2 separate regions of the Homo sapiens genome follow, and region 2 is linked to region 1. A link is an interaction called in ENCODE POLR2A ChIA-PET data of the cell type or tissue named here. Cell type or tissue: B cell. All regions are shown on one strand. Links, peaks and the distances in the headings refer to the core of each region. The heading gives the core; the rest is flanking DNA.

Region 1 (5,689 bases), core at 502-5,501:
GGCACACATCAATCCAAAAGGCCGATGAAGGAAGTCCCTGAGCTCCTACTTGGGTTCCCTTCTCTGGAAAATTAGGATGACACTCACAGCATCCCAGGGTTATTCTGGGAGCCCTTGAGATAATGTGAGTGAAAGGAACTGGTAAACCCACCCTCCCTGGGTGCTCCCCATGGGTCACACGTCACACCATTAATTCTCACAGTTGTCATATGAAGTGCATGCTATGAGGGCCCCCATTTCTCTAAGGGGTTAAGTAATTTGCTTAAGGTCATTTAAGTGGTACATGACAAAGCTAGAACTCAGGCTAAGCTACCTGACTCTCTAAAGCCCTTACACTTGACTTTTTCTACCTCTCGTCAATTTTTTTGTTTTTCGTTTTTTTGTTTTTTGTTTTTGAGACAAGATCTCACTCTGTCACCCAGGCTGAAGTGCAATGGCACAAATTCAGCTCAGTGCAATCTCAATCTCCAGGGCTTAACCAATCCTTCAGCCTCGGCCTCCTGAGTAGCTGAGACTACAGGTGCACACCACCACACCTGGCTGATTTTTTTTTTTTTTTTTTTTTTAGTAGAGATGGGGTTTCACCATGTCGCCCAGGTCAATCTCCTGAGCTCAAGCAATCCTCCCACTTCAGCCTTCCAAAGTGCCAAGAATACAGGCCTGGCCCACATGAACTATTTCAAATCAAATGCACCCACTTCCCCAATTGCTTCCAGAACATGACTGTCCACACAAGATTTTTCCCCCATGCAGAGCAGGGTCTCCAAGGAGGAGAAGCTAAAATCCAAAGCGAGCAGCTAAATGCTGCATAGCCTGAGGGAAGCCACTTAGCCCTCTGTTAAAACCAGCAGAACCATGGCAACCCACTCCCAGAGCCAGGATTGTAAGAGTCCAACAGAGAAAATCAGCCTGAATCAATGCAAGGAGGCGAGGTGTTCCATTCTTTCCAAGGGCAGCCGGCTTGTCCTCCGTCAGCACCCTGAAGGGCTCAAAGCAGCCCCCTCCACAGCCTACCCCTGACCTCTAGGCTTGCTGCCAGCCCGCTGAGGACTCCTCATCCTTCTGTGCACTTGGTCCCCATCCCCTTCCCACCAGAAGGTTCTCTCCTGAAATAGATGAGGGCTAAGACTTTGCAGGGCACAGAATTTTGCTGTGTTCACCTTCCTAAAACAGCCCCAATCCAGCCAGGCAGTGTTTCCTTCCCAGTTTCAGGGAGGTAAGAAAAAGAGGGAGAATCAGGCAGAGGGTGAGGGCTGTGCAGACCTTTTCTCTTTTCCCACTTACTCTGTCTTCTCTTTCTTTTTGCTCCTTTTTTTTTTTTTTTTTTTTTTATCCTGTGAAAGAGAATCTCATTCTGTCGCCCAGGCTGGTGTGCAGTGGCACGATCTCGGCTCACTGCAACCTCCGCCTCCCAGGTTCAAGTGATTCTCCTGCCTCAGACTCCTGAGTAGCTGGGATTACAGGCGCCCACCACCATGCCTGGATAATTTTTTGTATTTTTAGTAGAGGCAGGGTTTCACCATGTTGGGACTGGTCTCGAGCTCCTGACCTCAAGTGGTCTGCCTGCCTCGGCCTCCCAAAGTGCTGGGATTACAGGCATGAGCCACCACACCTGGCCTCTTTTCACCCTTTCTCCAACAACTTGACCTCAGAGCCTTCCCTTCAAGGTCCCTTGGATGATCTCCTTCCAATGGGTGCTTCAGCCTAAAGTATTTGAAATACAGGTTCTTCCCGCTTTGTCCAGGTGTGTGGGGGCAATGTGAGCCCTGCCTCCTCCTGCTGCGTCCAGGATGGGAAAAGGAATCAGCAGTTCTGCGCTCTGGTTTGTTTCAGGCCTTCACCCAATACCCAAAGACGTTGCTGGGCTGTGGGGGGTCATTTCAATGCCCTGGGGGCCAAGTGTTTCCCAGCACCTTGGACCACCTCTTTTAGACCACGTAGTGCATCTTCCTACCTTTTAATTTCACCGTCACCTGCAAGACTGAGGATGCCCCAGAAATGACAGACGGGAACTTTTTACTGAGTCTTCAGCCATGTGCTAAGTGTCTTACACACATTTCCTTGTTTAAACTTCCTGATTATGTTATGAGATGGATACTTGTATTATCCCATTCAATAGAAAACTATTATTTTGCAGGACAGAAAACTAATGTTTAATTTTTCCTAAAGGGATCTTGTTATGTTGTCCAGTTTGGAGTGCAGTGGCTATTCACACGCACAACGATCGTGCGCTACGGCCTTGAACTCCTGGTCTTAAACATCCTCCTGCCTCAGCCTCCTGAGTAGCTGGGACTAGAGAAGCTGATATTTAGGAAGTTTAATAATTTGCCCAAGATCACTTAAGCTTTTACATTCAGGTCATCTAACATCATGCTTTTTACTTCCCTAGATAGGGGTCCATTGGTCAAAGAACGAGTCTAGATCCTTTCCACGGCAATTAGACCAAAGTTTACTTTGGGCCCCAGATTGATTTACCAACCTGAGGTGACGTGGGTACTGTTGTGTCATGGAGACTCTTACGCAGATACGGTAAAATGGTCATAGACTCCTTTGTGAATGGAAAACATGAACTGCCCCTCAGCTTGCTACAGGCGTCCCACGGAAGTGCAGGCTCCACTGACTCATAGGCGTGGCAGACACCTAATGATGGCAGCAGCCTCCTTCTTTGTTGTGGCTTCCCTCTTGAGCTCATCTTGCCAAACTGCAAGAGAGTAATAAAATTCCTTCCATTCAGCCGGGCGTGGTGGCTCATGGCTGTAATCCCAGCACTTTGGGAGGCCAAGGCAGGCAGATCACGAAGTCAAGAGATCGAGACCACCCTGGCCAACATGGAGAAACCCCGTCTCTACTAAAAATACAAAAATTAGCCGGCCATGGTGGCACATGCCTGTAATCCCAGCTATTCAGGAGGCTGAGGCAGGAGAATCACGCTAACCCAGGAGGCTGAGGTTGCAGTGAGCCAAGATCATGCCACTGCACCCCAGCCTGGCAACAGAGCGATACTCCGTCTCAAAAATAAATCCTTCCATTCAACTAAATTCCTACTCATCTCGCCACAGCTCCTCAGGAGGGAGGGAAAACAAAGCAAAGCAAAGGGAGTGAGCGGGGGAGCAGGCTCGCCATAGGTGGGAGGGAGATGGGCTGCACCAACCTGAACAACCTGACACTCTGCCTCTCACAGCTGACGGATGGAAAATATGTGAAGAGGTGGATGACTGCCCTCAAGCTGTGCTCACAACACAACAGACACTGAAGGTTGCCAGGAAAAAAAAACAGACGCTAGGAGATGGAGGCCTCATGTAAAGAAATGGGAGGGGCACTCGTCACGTTTTCATTCCTGGCCTGTCGCTAAGACCCTCAGGACCTAGTTCTCCTCAGCCTGGGCCCTGGCACCATCAGGGCACTTCCTAGCTTCCCTGTCTTGGCATAGTGTTTCCCTTGGGAGGGAAGCAGCCTGAGGGCAGGGTAGCAGCTCTTCATTCCCGTGTGTCCCAGCTCCCACCAGGTGTGCACCCCATATGGCTTAGGACCCTTTAGGGAAATAAACTCATGAAACTCTGAGACCCAGGAGGCAGCCTAAAGAGTCCTTTGAAATCAGACCCGTTTTCTCCTGGGAAACACAAGCCCTTAACCTAACTAAGAAAGTGCAGCGGCGACCAGGCATGGTGGCTCATGCCTGTAATCCCAGCTACTCAGGAGGCTGAGGTGGGAGGATCGCTTGAGGCAAGGAATTCAAGACCAGCCTGGGCAGCATAGTAAGACCCCTATCTCTACATTTTTTTTTAATTAGCCAGGCATGGTGATATGCGCCTATAGTCCCAGCTGCTTGGGAGGCTGAGGTAGGAGGATTGCTTGAGCCCAGGAGTTCAAGCCTGCAGTGAGCTATGATCGTGCTGCTGCACTCCAGCCTCGGCAAGAGAGTGAGACCCTGTCTCAAAAAAAAAAAAAAAAAAAAAGAAAGAAAGAAAGAAAAAAGAAAACAAAAAAAAAGGTGCATGGGACAAGGTGGGGAATGAAGCTACAGTGGGGTAAAGAAGGTGTATGTGTGTGTGTGTGTGTGTGCACATATAGACCCTAATCATAGCACCATTGAGTCCTTTGAGGTAACTGCCCAATAAATAGCATTTCTCTTCCCTACCTGGGTTCTGAACAAGATAAGAAATAGAAGGGAAGAGGTCAGGCTTGGTGGCCCGTGCCTGTAATCGCAGCACTTTGGGAGGCCAATCTGGGTGGATCACCTAAGGTCAAGAGTTTGAGACCAGCCTGGCTAACATGGTGAAATCTGATCTCTACTAAAAATACAAAACTTAGCCAGGTGTGGTAGTGGCCGCTTACTTGGGAGGCTGAGGCAGGAAAATCGCTTGAACCCAGGAGGTGGAGGTTGCAGTGAGCTGAAATTGCACCATTGCACTCCAGCCTAGGCAACAAGAGTGAAACTCCATCTCAAAGAAAGAAAGAAAGAAATAGAAGGGAAGAAAAAGCTGGAGGCCAAATGTCACCTTTATTACTGCTACAGATAGGTAGGAAGACATTGCCTAGTGTGAGAGCCAAATGAACCACAGAATCAAGTGGATCACCAGCCCATTCTCAGGAGTGCTCACCAGGGGTGGGCTGGGGAGATGCTACAGTCCTGGGGGAACTTGCAGCACGAAGGAGCAGGGAGATCACACGCTACCCTTGGCCAGGCCTGGCCGCAAGAGAATAAAGGGAAGAGCTAAACTGAACATACACAGTTGTTTCCTCAAATTTACCAAGTAGATAAGTCACTTCATGTATTAGTCCGTTTTCACACTGCTGATAAAGACATACCCAAGACTGGGTAATTTATAAAGAAAAAGAGGTTTACTGGACTCACAGTTCCACGTGTTTGGAGAGGCCTCACAATCATGGTGGAAAGTGAAAGACACATCTTACATGGCAGCAGGCAAGAAGAGACTGAGAGCCAAGTGAAAGGGGAGACCCCTTATAAAACCATCAGATCTGGTGAGACTTCTTTACTACCGCAAGAACAGTATGGGAAAAACCTCCCTCATGATTCAATTATCTCCTGCTGGGTCCCTCCCACAACACATGGGAATTATGGGAGCTACAATTCAAGATGAGATTTGGGTGGGGACACAGCCAAACCATATCACTCCACTTCCAGGGTGTGGAATGTATAAAAGGGCAAAGAAAGAGACTCCGAGTTATATCAGTGAAGTTCCCTTCAGGGGAGGGAAGAAGTGTGCCCCACAACAAGCATCTGTAACATTGAATCACATGAAGAAAGTGTTCATTTACATAATGTCTCCCACTTCCAACTGTAAGCCCCTTAAGGGAAGAATTGCGATTTATTTATCATTGTTTGTCAAAGTCTTATACTCAGAAGACAAGCAAATGTTTGCTGAATGAATGGAGACCTAGAGTCTAGATAGACCTAAGTTCAGTTCTCCTCAGCAAATTACTACAGAAACTTGAGCAAGTTATTTACCCAGAGGTTGTAAACCGATGGCCCACAAACCACATCCAGCTCTAATATGATCTCTTTGACCCCCCAGTGTCTTAAAAGTTTGTAAATTCGATGAAGCTTTTAAAACTTGGGAGATTTCACATAAAGATCTGGATCTCTGGCTTCTGAAAACTTGGAAGACTTATGGTAGATTGAGGCAAAAAAAATAATGGCCTCAATTTTTCACCCCTCTCTTTGTCT
Region 2 (5,689 bases), core at 300-5,299, 190 kb before region 1:
TCTCGGGATATTATAGAAAGTGCTACTTAAACACCAGTTGAAATGGAAGAGCATAGTACTTGATAAATCCAGAATGTTAGGGGATTTTTGTGGCAATTTTGAGGAAATTATTAAAATATCATTTGATTATTAAAGAGTAAAACTCACAAAATACTTGGCAAAACCACACACTTCCTGAGCCCTTGTTAACCTGACTGCCTTGTTCCTCCTGGCTCAGGAGGAAATATATCTACTTTTCATATTATGACAATGTAGCTGGCTTTTCCTTAGCACAAGTGGAAGAAAGGGCTATAATGTTACACATGATATGTGACTTGGTAATAGGTGTCTTCTCTCCACCAGCATTCAATATGTATTCTGAACTTTCTCTTTTTAAGATTAAGAAGTCTGTTAAAACTACCACAGAATCTATTAGGTAAATACTAATAATTACTTAGCTTATCAGATGCTACATTTTGCTGTGTTAGAGGGACAGACAGAAAGGGATCGCCATAAAATCTAGCAGGTTTCTAAGAATTAATGAAGAGTGCTGCCTCGGGTAGAGGAAGGGCTTAGAGAGAAAATGCAAAGAGAATTCTCTTTAGATTCAAATTAGATTTTGTGGCTTTCTTAACTTATGGTTTCATTCATTGAACATTAAAGGGTTTCCTACTTAGCTCCAAAGATGCCATCTCAAAGTTCCAAAGTTTTTCTGGGTTAGTACAGAAGTTCCTGTCCCTGGCAGGCTGACAGAGCAGCAAGGTGAAACATGGGTAGGTAGGTAGAGAGGTAGCTAATTAGGAGGAAAGAAAGAAGATTATCTACTTAGCTTGAGGCGGTAAAGTGTGATCTCTAAGAGCCAGAATGCCTGGGTTTGAATCCTCACTCCACTACTTATTTGCTGGCTGTTGGTCTTGGACCAATTACTTTATTTCTTGTTTTCTCATCTATAAAATGGAGATGAGGCTGAGCGCGTGGCTCACGGCTGTAATCCTAACACTTTGGGAGGCCGAGGCAGATGGATCACCTGAGGTCAGGAGTTCGAGACCAGCCTGACCAACGTAGTGAAACCCTGTTTCTACTGAAAATACAAAAATTAGTCAGGCATGGTGGCGGACACCTGTAATCCCAGCTACTCAGGAGGCTGAGGCAGGAGAATCACTTGAACCTGAGAGGTGGAGGTCGCAGTGAGCTGAGATCACAGAATTGCATTCCAGCCTGGGCAACAAGAATAAGACTCCGTCTCAAAAAAAAAAAAAAAAAAATGGAGATGATACTAGTACCTGCCTCAACCTATGTATGGGGGTTGCCTGTGTTAATATATGCGAAACACTTAGAACAGTGCCTGGTGAAGGACAAGGGCTGTATGTAGGAGTTAGCTATAGTTATTTTATTACAGGTGGATGTGATGAATAATTTTAATCTTTAAAACAGTTGTACCTCTGGGCACAATGGTGCAGCTGTAGTCCCAGCTACTTAGGAGGCTGAGGGAGGAGGATCGCTTGAGCCCAGGAGTTCTAGACCAGCCTGAGCAACATAGCTAGACTCTATCACAAAACAAAAATGAGTAAATAAACCAAGGATGCCAATTGAGAAGGTACCATTTTATTTATATTTATATATTTATTTATTTATTTATTTATTTTTGAGACAGGATCTCACTCTGTCATCCAGTCTGGAATGCAGTGATGCAGTCATGGCTCACTGCAGCCTCAACCTCCCAGGCTCAAACAAGCAATTTTCCCGAGTAGCTGGGACCACAGGCATATGTCACCATGCCCTGCTAATTTTTTTATTATTTGTAGAGATGGGGTCTCACTATGTTCCCCAGGCTGGTCCTGAACTCCTGGGCTCAAGCAATCCTCCTGTCCTGGCCTCCCAAAGTGCTGGGATTATAGGCATGAGCCACTGTATCCAGCCTACCATTTTAAATTTTAAAAGGACAGCCCACAGATCCTTCCTAATGTCCAGATAAGGAACACTCATTTCAGATATGACAATGTCCATTGTTTAATTCTTCCTTCTCTGTGACTGTTGATGCTATAATAGGATAATAGACAAATTAACCGAAAGAAAATACTATGGTGCTTTAATCATATAGGCTTGTGGATACTGCTTTATACTTCATCTGTTTTTCAATACTGGTTAATTAGCTTCTTAGCCAACTATTATTGCTGATACCACCAATACAGTTATGTGATTTCATTATCAGTGTTTGACACCTTTTCAGGTGAAGGCTACCATCTGAATGTCTATGCGCACACATATGTGCAATTTCTTTTATGCTTTAGTCATGTGTTAATACAATAAACAGTTTCAGCAAAGGCTTGAAATTCTAAATAGTGTCAAATATACTTGTGGAAAATGATATGCTACTACTATATACAAAAGCAAATACACACATAATCTTTGCATTGGCTATATCTTAGCTTTTAGATAATTAAACTAAAAAGTAGGCTGGGCATGGGGGTTCATGTCTAATCTCAGCATTTTGAGAGGCCAAGGCAGGCAGATCACTTGAGCCTAGCATTTCGAGACCAGCCTGGGTAACATAGCAAGACCTGTCTCTAAAAATAAGAAAGTAATAACTAATAATAATAACTCTCTTACCAGGATGCCACAGTGGCCTTAATAGATCCTATCTGAAATAGGCCACATAATCATGTCTTACTATGCTCCATTTCTTCCTCTCCTGGACCTGAGTCCTGTTTCTTACCCCTTTTTCCAAATCTACCTCAGAGCTTATCTCATCCCAGGCTTCTGTTTTGCGTCTGTACTTTTTTTTCCTTTTCTCCACAGCCTCAGACCTCAGAACTGCCTGCTGTCACTCTACTCTAAATCAAAGATGCTTTGTAAAAGACAAAGGATCACTCCTCCAGGGATGATTTAAGCTTGTTGCAAGCCAGAGCTATACAGAAGTTAATGTGACCGGGTGTGGTGGCTCAGGCCTATAATCCCAGCACTTTGGGAGGCTGAGGCAGGTGGATCACCTGAGGTCGGGAGTTCAAGACCAGCCTGACCAACATGGTGAAACCCCGTCTCTACTAAAAATACAAAATTATCCGGGCGTGGTGGCGCATGGCTGTAATCCCAGCTACTCGGGAGGCTGAGGCAGGAGAATCGCTTGAACCCAGGAGGCGGAGGTTGCGGTGAGCCAAGATCGCGCCACTGCACTCCAGCCTGGGTAATAAGAGCAAAACTCTGTCTCAAAAAAAAAAAAAAAAAAAAAAAGAACATGCCACATGGCTCATGTGGCATGACTTTTCTACTGTGATGCACACGTGCCTATACAGAGGGCTGTGTAGTAGGAGCCACTTTTACTATCAGTAGAAGGGGTGACTTGCTTTTTCTGTGTACTTTTCTATATTTTTTGAGTTTGTTAAAACTAGTATGTTTATGTGCATGTATTTTTTAAATTAACTTTGTTCAAAGCCAAGGCAGGAAAAATTTGCTCATTTTTTATTTAGGGCAGCCCATAATTGTAATTGTTGTTTTCAGGTATTCAGTGAAAAATTGCTCTCTCCTTACCCCCTTAGTCTTAAAATTCATCATCCTGAGATGGTTTATTTCCTATGTTTTTGCCTAAGTTATTTTTTGGTAGCATTTGGTATAGGAGCACACGTGCACACACTCACACCAAACCTCAATCTCAGAATACTCTCTAATGCTTAAAACATGCCAGAACTTTTTCTTATATAATATACTAAATTACTCTTATAGAAAAACAGACTTTCTGAGTCCCATTTGTAGTCGAGAGGAATTTAAATTTGTCTGAAATCAGTAGATTTTGAAAACACTGCCTTAGTAACTGACTGCTTCAGAGTTCCTTCAGCCAGAACATAGCGATTTAGTTTTATATAATATTTAACATAGTTATAATCTTAGACTTGTTTTGGATTTTGACCCTATGTTAACTTGTTGATAATTTATAGTCACTGTCGATAGCTATTATTCTATCTAGGAGTAATAAAACTGTCTTTTTAAAAAATATATGCGTAGATGAATAGATTGAAAATGTTCTTGTCGTCATTCTGGCCGTTTTTGTTTGTTTGTTTTTCGAGACGGAGTCTCACTGTGTTGCCCAGGCTGGAGTGCAGTGGCGCCATCTTGGCTCACTGCAACCTCCGCCTCCCAGGTTCTAGCGATTCTCATGCCTCAGCCTTCCGAGTAGTTGGGATTACAGGAGCCCACCACCACGCCCGAGTCTCGAACTTCTGACCTCAAGTGATCCACCCGCCTCCGCCTCCCAAAGTGCTGGGATGACAGGCATGAGCCACCACACCCGGCCCATTCTGGTCTTTTTACTTCCAACTCTGGCTCCTTCCAGTTACTAAGGTTTAACTGAATAAGCTTAACAATGATACAGTGATGACTCAGGGAAAACTGGGGACCACATTTTTTTGAAATTTTTGTTTTAGGAGGAGTTAGTTTCTCCTTCCTCTCTTGATGTGCTGCAGAGCTCACTTTAATCCTGATGCAGAGGACACAGAAGTCACATTGCTTTCAGGACCTCCTCCAGGCAACTTCAGCTCCCTTTTCCTCTAACCTCCCAATTGCCTGAACTGACAAACTCAGCCTCCAGAGAGACTTTCGATGAGGTTCCATCCCATAACTGCCTGAAAAGGAGTGTATTTACTCAGCTTAAGTGCCTCAGGTCCTCCTGATCTGTTGTTGTGTACAGATGGTTTTATTACCATAAATCCTGCTGTACTGCCTGCTTCTCTTTCATTCTATGCCTCTTCTACTTGTCTCCACTTCTTATGAGTAAATCAATTTCTAGCTCCAAACTGATAAAGTAAAATAAGGTGAGGGTTTGGTTCATGTGTAATTTTTTCCTATTTTTTTTCTCCCAGACTGATCATCATAAACATGATTGTTGACAGTCTTTTAGACACAGGGTACTTAACCAAAGTTACCTACCCCAGATATAATGAGAAGGGGAAAAAGCAACACTTGCTAAAAATATAACATTTCTAAGAAATCCTAGTAACACTTTTTGAGTACTTTCTATATGCCAGGAGCTTTTCTAAACACTTTACGTATATTTATTTATTTAATCCCAACAGCCTAGACAAGGTGGGCATTATTGTTTTTTATCTCTGCATGTAGCTGTACAAATGTAATGGGCATCTATCTGGTTCTAGGATGGTGGACTTTGAAAAATCATTTGTTTCCTTACGGTCGTTATTTGGGTTTGAATAAAATATTTCTGTTAAATGTCCTCTATGAAGTGGCAAAGCTTTTGAGCCTTCCCCAAATCCATCAGTTACAGTAGGGTTTCCATTCCGTTTCAGGTTGCTGTTGAGCATTATCTTTGTGGCAGTTTTAACACCTCCCTTCTTTCTGTACCACCCACTCAAGCTCATTCCAGGTGCCCTTAGCAAATGACTCCCAAGGCATTAAGTGGCCAAAGCTCATTTCGTTGACCAATGAGGAGCCCTGTGCCATGTATAACAGAGTTACACAGCTCCTGGTATTGGGAGCGAAGGTTGCTTAAGCAAAGCTTTCATTACAGTTAGCCTGTCGCACCCAGATCAAGATTGGAAAGGTAGGGGAAACCTTATTTGTTTTAAATGAAGAGAAGAAGAGGTAACTGTGTTTGGTTAAAGCAATTTAGATCAGACCAGATAAACAAATGATCCATATTGTTTGTTTTTTAATTGAAGACCCCCCCAAAAAAATTTGGAAGTTGGTAAGAATTTCAACTGCT

What was found. ChIA-PET counts read pairs that join two places held together with the same protein. Peaks named below come from ENCODE experiments on the same cell type or tissue, not always from the same donor. Only the 100,000 strongest peaks of a DNase experiment are listed, where the experiment ranks them.
Region 2: POLR2A ChIA-PET joins it to region 1 with 10 read pairs; 2 of 35 experiments call an interaction of 5 or more read pairs at or near these places.

The regions. Positions count from the first base shown.
Region 1 is chr4:40,281,112-40,286,800 of GRCh38, reverse strand. No RefSeq gene overlaps it. Among named protein-coding and RNA genes, the nearest start is that of LINC02265, 23 kb to the left of the region's middle. In B cell, for the core only: no CTCF peak of the experiment used is centred there; a DNase peak (open chromatin) is centred at 2,590.
Region 2 is chr4:40,475,531-40,481,219 of GRCh38, reverse strand. The region is part of intron 2 of RBM47 (RNA binding motif protein 47); the gene reads left to right. Among named protein-coding and RNA genes, the nearest start is that of MIR4802, 24 kb to the left of the region's middle. In B cell, for the core only: no CTCF peak of the experiment used is centred there; no DNase peak of the experiment used is centred there.